Regions from separate parts of the Homo sapiens genome. Here region 2 is linked to region 1. Evidence: chromatin contacts called from ENCODE POLR2A ChIA-PET data. All regions are on one chromosome and are shown on one strand. The core of a region is the stretch at or near the end of the contact, and the rest is flanking DNA. Distances in the headings are between cores, read along the strand shown.

The links. ChIA-PET counts read pairs that join two places held with the same protein, here RNA polymerase II (POLR2A).
Region 2: POLR2A ChIA-PET joins it to region 1 with 11 read pairs in RWPE1. The contact joins two enhancer-like sites. POLR2A ChIA-PET finds 5 or more read pairs at or near these places in 3 of 52 experiments (Caco-2, RWPE1 and naive thymus-derived CD4-positive, alpha-beta T cell).

The regions. Positions count from the first base shown.
Region 1 is chr1:223,770,300-223,773,616 of GRCh38, forward strand. It overlaps CAPN2 (calpain 2), which reads left to right. Exons shown (of 21, transcript NM_001748.5): 18 at 148-226; 19 at 1,510-1,626; 20 at 1,882-1,940. It overlaps LOC105373041 (a long non-coding RNA gene), which reads right to left. Exons shown (of 2, transcript XR_949167.3): 2 at 2,412-2,787. Among named protein-coding and RNA genes, the nearest start is that of CAPN2, 59 kb to the left of the region's middle. RefSeq lists an enhancer at 1,946-2,601. Within about 2 kb of position 1,597, at least 8 of the 41 ENCODE cell types and tissues checked have a DNase peak (open chromatin) inside an H3K27ac peak, as active enhancers do.
Region 2 is chr1:224,264,876-224,268,192 of GRCh38, forward strand. NVL (nuclear VCP like) reads right to left here. Exons shown (of 23, transcript NM_002533.4): 18 at 3,159-3,258. Among named protein-coding and RNA genes, the nearest start is that of MIR320B2, 9.4 kb to the left of the region's middle. Within about 2 kb of position 1,821, at least 2 of the 41 ENCODE cell types and tissues checked have a DNase peak (open chromatin) inside an H3K27ac peak, as active enhancers do.

The DNA.
Region 1 (3,317 bases), core at 347-2,846:
TTAAGGCAGAAACATAAGTGATTCTTCCACGGCCAAACTAGAGGCACAGAGCTGGAAAAACTTCATCCCCACTCAGCACATACTAGGGAGGTAACTTGCCAGCTTTGCTTTGGGTCATAGTTCTTACAGCTAACTTATGTGTTCCAGAAAATTTACCGAGAAATCGACGTTGACAGGTCTGGTACCATGAATTCCTATGAAATGCGGAAGGCATTAGAAGAAGCAGGTAACCCTTTATAACTGCATTTTCGTTCCTAGTTTAATCTGTCTGTAGAATATGTGAACACTCATCTTATACCATATAACACAAGATTTGGTAAAGCTATAAAATAAAGTAGGTGCTGGTTTAATACAGACACCTCCTTTTCATTCCCCTTTCAAAGACTAATTGGTAAAATTAAATGCAGTAGGATGCTCTGCCCTCTGTGCCTTCTTGAATCCAAGTTTCCTTTGGAGCCGCCTGGCACAGTAAGCAGGCAAAGCCAGGTCTCAACAGCCTCCTCCAGGTGCTTCCTTTCTGGTGCAGGGTTGGTTAGGCAGAAATCAAATGTCTCAGCTCAGCCCTTAGGGTAAGACCCTAGCAGAATTGGATATCAATAAAAGGACACAAGCGAGTGGTAGACCAGCAAAGCAGGAGACTGCTGGGCTTTGGGAACAAATGTGTCAGCATGAGGCTGTTCATTCTATTTGCTGGAATATAATGCTGCTGCAGAGACCCCACACAACATTGGTTTATACGAGGTATGTCTTTCTGTCGTATAGCAATCCCAGCTCCAGCAGTCCACGGCTAGGACGGTGCCTCCTACTATCCTACCATGTCACTATCTGATCACGCTTCCCCCAGCCTCCCCCCATCCATGATGCCCACCGGACCTTCAAGGGTCACCCTCATCCAAGGGACCTGGGACAGCCTGCCACCACAAACACATGCCACCAACAGGTTGACAGAAGAAGGGCCCCTTGCCTTTAAGGGCACACAGGCCATTTCCGGTCACACATCCCACCAGCCAGACTCTGATCACAAGGCCTCTGTTGACTGCAAGGAAGCTGGGACATGCAGTCTTGATGCTAGGTGGCCATAGGCTCAATAAAAATTATTTTACTCTGGAAGGAGAGAGAACTACTATGAGTTTACCAGGAAAGCTTCTGCTCACATATATCCAGGAAGAATCTGATCTTCAAGACGATTGAGAGCTAAACAAAAAATCAAACAGCAGCAGCATGGTTAACAACATGAAGCAACTGTGACCATGAGAACAGAAACAGGCAAGAAAACACTTATGTGTCAGCAAAGGACACAGGCAGGGTGAAGGTGGACAGTTCAAAAACAAAAGAAACAGCAGAAGGTACTGGCTTTGCAAAATCAAACCAGTCTCACAGAAGAGCAGCCAAGGGACAAAAGCAATTATACCTCATTTAAATCACCACATTAGTTTCATAGCCTGTGAGCGCAGCTAAATGGAACAATCTAATGCTTAGCAATGAGTTTGTTTGTTCATGTAACTTCAGGTTTCAAGATGCCCTGTCAACTCCACCAAGTCATCGTTGCTCGGTTTGCAGATGACCAGCTCATCATCGATTTTGATAATTTTGTTCGGTGTTTGGTTCGGCTGGAAACGCTATTCAGTAAGTGGATATTTGGGGAATGACTCATTTCAGTTCTCTTGGTATTAAAGTGGCCTGCCTTTCACCTCGGTGAAATCATCTAAACTAGAGACATGTCTTCCAGGAGTTGAGAATGAAATTCCCTCTTTACTAATTTGAGGGTGAGGAAGAAAGCATGTATGGTGGTCAGTGAAGTCAGTTGCTGAACTGAAAAGAGGATAATGTGATCTGTTTCAGCTCACTCACTTGTGACACCCTCTTTTTCTCCCTCCACAGAGATATTTAAGCAGCTGGATCCCGAGAATACTGGAACAATAGAGCTCGACCTTATCTCTGTGAGTCAGCAGGCCCCGCCTTGCTTCTAAGGGGATGGGGGAGGCATGGGGCGGAAAGGGCTGTTACTTGAGTGATCTGCTTTTTCAAGTTTTGCTTTAAAGAGCTCTTGGTCTGTCGGGGCCAGGCCTGTAACCGGTTGTAAGATCCCACAATGCACTTTTACTTGCAGTTGTTTTCCAACCACCTATTCTCAAGTCCAAAATGCACGCCTGGCTCCCTCTTCTCATGAGCTTTGACTTGAGTGTAGCTCAAGGTTAAACTAAGGAGTGGCTGCAGGATCATGCTTAGAAAAATGAACTCCTGATTAGCATGCAAGGGAGAACATGTTTATATAAAGAAATCCTTCAGCTGAAATTCAAGTTGGGTTTTGGGAAGATCCATCATTCTTAGAGTGGATCTACTTAAAATACTTTAAGCAAATTAGTTTTCTCTACTCCCTCCCCGTTTAAGATAAAACCAATACTAGTAAATACGTTTGCCATTTATTATTGTTATTGCACTCATGTGTCTGGAACCCTAGCAATACACATCTCTGAAATGATCATCAATCTGAATTAAGTGGGTATGCTAATTTCACAAAAAGCAAAGCGTAAAATGTTCTCGTGTCATCCCAATGACAGGAAGTTCTCTCACTGAAAGAAAGAAGCCAGGTGGGGTATACTTCCATTATCACCTGGCTCCAGTCAGCATTTCCTCTATACTCAGGGAAGGCCACAGAGGGCCGGGCGAAGTGGCTGACACTGGGTGAGAATGGCAGTTGTCAGTCCTGTCCGTGTAACAGAGGAGTGAAGTGGTGAGGAGGGCAGGTCTAAGGCACTGGCAGCTCTTTTCCATGGATTTTGAACTCTGGAGGAAGGCAGCAACTAAATAACTGTCTCATTCTGCTATTATGCATTGTATTAGCAAAGTGAAAATATAGTCTATCTGGTTACAAATAACACTAACTTGCTTAAAACTTTACATATCCTAGGAAATATCTCTACCCCTAGATTGCAATGTAGAGTCAACCCCATCTCTAAAAAAATAAAAAATTAGGCTGGCCGCAGTGGTTCATGCCTGTAATCCCATCACTTTGGGAGGCCAAGGCAGGTGGATCACCTGAGGTCAGGAGCTCAAGACCAGCCTGGCCAACATGGTGAAACCGCGTCTCTACTGAAAATACAAAAATTAGGGCTGGGCGCGGTGGCTCACATCTATAATCCTAGCACTTTGGGAGGCCAAGGCGGGCGAATCACCTGAGGTTGGGAGTTCGAGACCAGCCTGAGTAACATGGAGAAACCCCATCTCTACTAAAAATACAAAATTAGCCAGGCGTGGTGACACATGCCTGTTAATCCCAGCTACTCGGGAGGCTGAAGCGAAAGGATTGCTTGAAC
Region 2 (3,317 bases), core at 571-3,070, 490 kb after region 1:
AGCTGGGACTACAGGTGTGTGCCACCATGCCCGGCTAATCTTTTTTAATTTTTAGTAGAGACGGGGTTTCACCATGTTAGCTGATGGTCTCGATCTTCTAACCTTGTGATCCGCCGGCCTCGGCCTCCCAAAGTGTTGGGATTACAGGTGTGAGCCACCGTGCCCGGCCAGAACATTTATTTTTAAATGTAGGTCGTTAATGCAACAGATTTGTTACAGGGGAAAAAAGGATGGAAGAGTTTTAGGGGAAGACAATATACACACATAGGGAAAAAACAAAACACCGGTACCACATTATGATTCATCTGCCATTTCTGCCATTCTTAACACAGGTTTTAAAATAAACAGGCCAGGCGCAGTGGCTCATGCCTGTAATCCCAGCACTTTGGGAGGCCGAGGAAGGCAGATCCTCTGAGGTCAGGAGCCGAGACCAGGCTGGCCAGCATGGTGAAACCCTGTCTCTACTAAAAATACAAAAATTAGCTAGGCGTAGTGGCACGTGCCTGTAGTCCCAGCTACTTGGGAGGCTGAGGGAGAAGAAATCTTTGAACCCAGGAGGCAGAGGTTGCAAGGAGCTGAGATCACACCACTGCACTCCAGCCTGGGCAGTAGACCAAGACTCTGTCTCAAAATAAATAAATAAATAATAAAATAAAATAAACAAACTTAAAATATGGTGCGGGCTGTTAACGATAGAATAGGTTATTACAGGAAACGAAAGATTGATGCTGTGGTTTGAACGTATTCCCCAAATTTCACGTGTTGGAAACTTAATCCCCAATAAAACAGTGTTGAGATGTGGGACCTTTAAAAGGTGATTAGGTCATGAGGGCTCTGCCCTCATGAATGATGCTGGTTTCAAGAGAGTGGGTAAGTTATTACAGGAGTGGACTCTTGATAAAAGGATATGTTTCGCCACTCTCACTATTTTTTAAATAATAGAGACAAGGTCTCACTATGTTGCCCAGGCTGGTCTTAAACTCCCAAGCTCAAGCGATCCTCCTGTCTCAACCTCGTAAAGTGCTAGGATTACAGGCATAAGCCACCATGCCCAGCTTGGCCACTTTCTTTCTTTTTTAATGTCTACTCATTTGTTAACTATGTTTCTGTATGATGTTATTAATATACTGCACATATGACAAGTCATACATCAAAACCAGATAGTACAAACAATTAAACAGATAATAATTTTAGCATTTTCTGTCTCACCACTAACAGATATTAAGCCCATCCTTACTAATTTATGCTCCTCACTTTAAAAAGGATGATCATATACTGGAAAAAACTGGATCAATGTATTTCTTCAATGAGGCTTTTTTGAGAGAAACAGGGCCCTCATTTCCTACTCCCCAGGATCCCCCCTCTCTCTGCTTCTTTCTTCTCCAGACTTCCTCCAGTGAAACTAATCTTTTGCTATACAAAATGCTTTTTGGTAGGCTGAAGAAAACAGTTGTTTAGCTCAGGCAGTTGAGATAAATGTCCAAAGATAGGGTAAAATTAATTAAACTTTATTTGTCCACCTTTACTCATGGGACCATGGTTTCTTCCTGTCCAGGCCACTTTCCTTTTGCTCTCTCATGCATGCTCTTGTGCTCTTCTACCCTTTCGCCTTGGGGTGATGCAGCAAGAAGGCCCTTGACAGATGCAGGCCACTCAGCCTTGACCTTCCCAGCTTCCTGAACTAGAAGAACTGAATCTCTTTTCTTTTTAACACAAATTACCCAGTTTCAGGTATTCTGTTACAGCAAAACAAAACAGACTAAGACAAGCATCTTCTTGAAATATGTGAGAAAAGATCTGTATCTGCTTATGAAAGGGACGATGTGATTCTGTTCAACTCTGAGGGACTTTCTTCTAGGATGACTCTGTGATTTTATGACCTAATGACTGTTCCCACTACTATTACCAAACTGCTTATGAACATGATAACAATTACTAAATAGCTACGTGCTGTTTAACACCACTGTGGCAGATACATTACCAACATCATTTAACTTTTGTGGCAATCCTGCCAATTAAGTATTATCATCTTCATTTAAAAAGTGCCAAAATGATGGTCAGCAAGATAAAGTAATATAGTCCCAAGGTTACTATGGTATAATACAGAATATAACTGGTCTTTGCCCACCTTTCCTGGCATAGATCTTCAAAAATCCTTGCAATTTCCTGAGTGCCAGGAATATCTTTGTTGAGCTAATGTGGTGACGCATAGTGGCCCCACAGATAGCTTCGGGCAGGGGACTGATCACCAGAAAGATCAAGCATGTGATTAGAGTTGTAACTCCGAGCCATCTTCTGCACTTCTGTAGTCTTGAGCCCTTTTCTGAATCCCTCAAAGAATGCTTAACCTTGAAAACAATTTTCAGTAATTATTCAGGGCAGATATAGGGGCATGGCTCCAGCATAAAATCCTAAAAATCTATCTTTAACTTCTACTAGAGTGAAGAGTCTCGTTTTTGTTTCCTATAAGCTAGAGAGAAACCACAAAACACAAATTCTGAAAATACTTTTGTGGTCAAAAGTGTATGCTGGTCGGGTGCAGTGGCTCACGTCTGTAATCCTAGCACTTTGGGAGGCCGAGGTGGGCAGATCACCTGAGGTCAGGAGTTCAAGACCAGCCTGGCCAACATGGCGAAACCCCATCTCTACTAAAAATACAAAAAATAGCCGGGCATGGTGGCAGCACCTGTAATCCCAGCTACTCAGGAGGCTGAGGCAGGAGAATCACTTGAACTCAGGAGGCAGAGGTTGCAGTGAGCCAAGGTCATGCCACTGCATGCCAGCCTGGGTGACAGAGCGAGATTCTGTCTCAAAAAAAAAAAAAAAAAAAAGTGTATGCTGCAACTGTTCTCAGCCAAAAAGAGCTTTCTAAGCACCGACACAGAAAAGCAATCTCATGGGATCCAAGCAGTAATACTATACTTTTTACTATAGCTTATGCAAAAGCTTTCTAAGCCTTTATTTCAACTATGAAGTTTCCTTTCACAGAACCAAAAATGGATTGCCCAAATTTAATCTTCCTTTCCTAGGATGCATGTGAATTATATTGTTTATAAATGCTACTAGTTTTTACTTTTATTTTTAATTATCTGAATCTCTTCTACGGAAATGCTGTAAGTTTTTAGATTCATCTGTGTTACAATATTTTTATTTCTTACCTGGCCTGTTAGTGGCTGCCATAATAAAAACCTGCTGGCGTGCTTCCAGACCATCCATCTCTGTAAGTAGCTGATTCACCACTCGGACACTTGCCCCTGTCTAAAAAGACATAAATCTGGTTCCATCAGCTCTCAATACAAAGGAAAAATACCCATTTT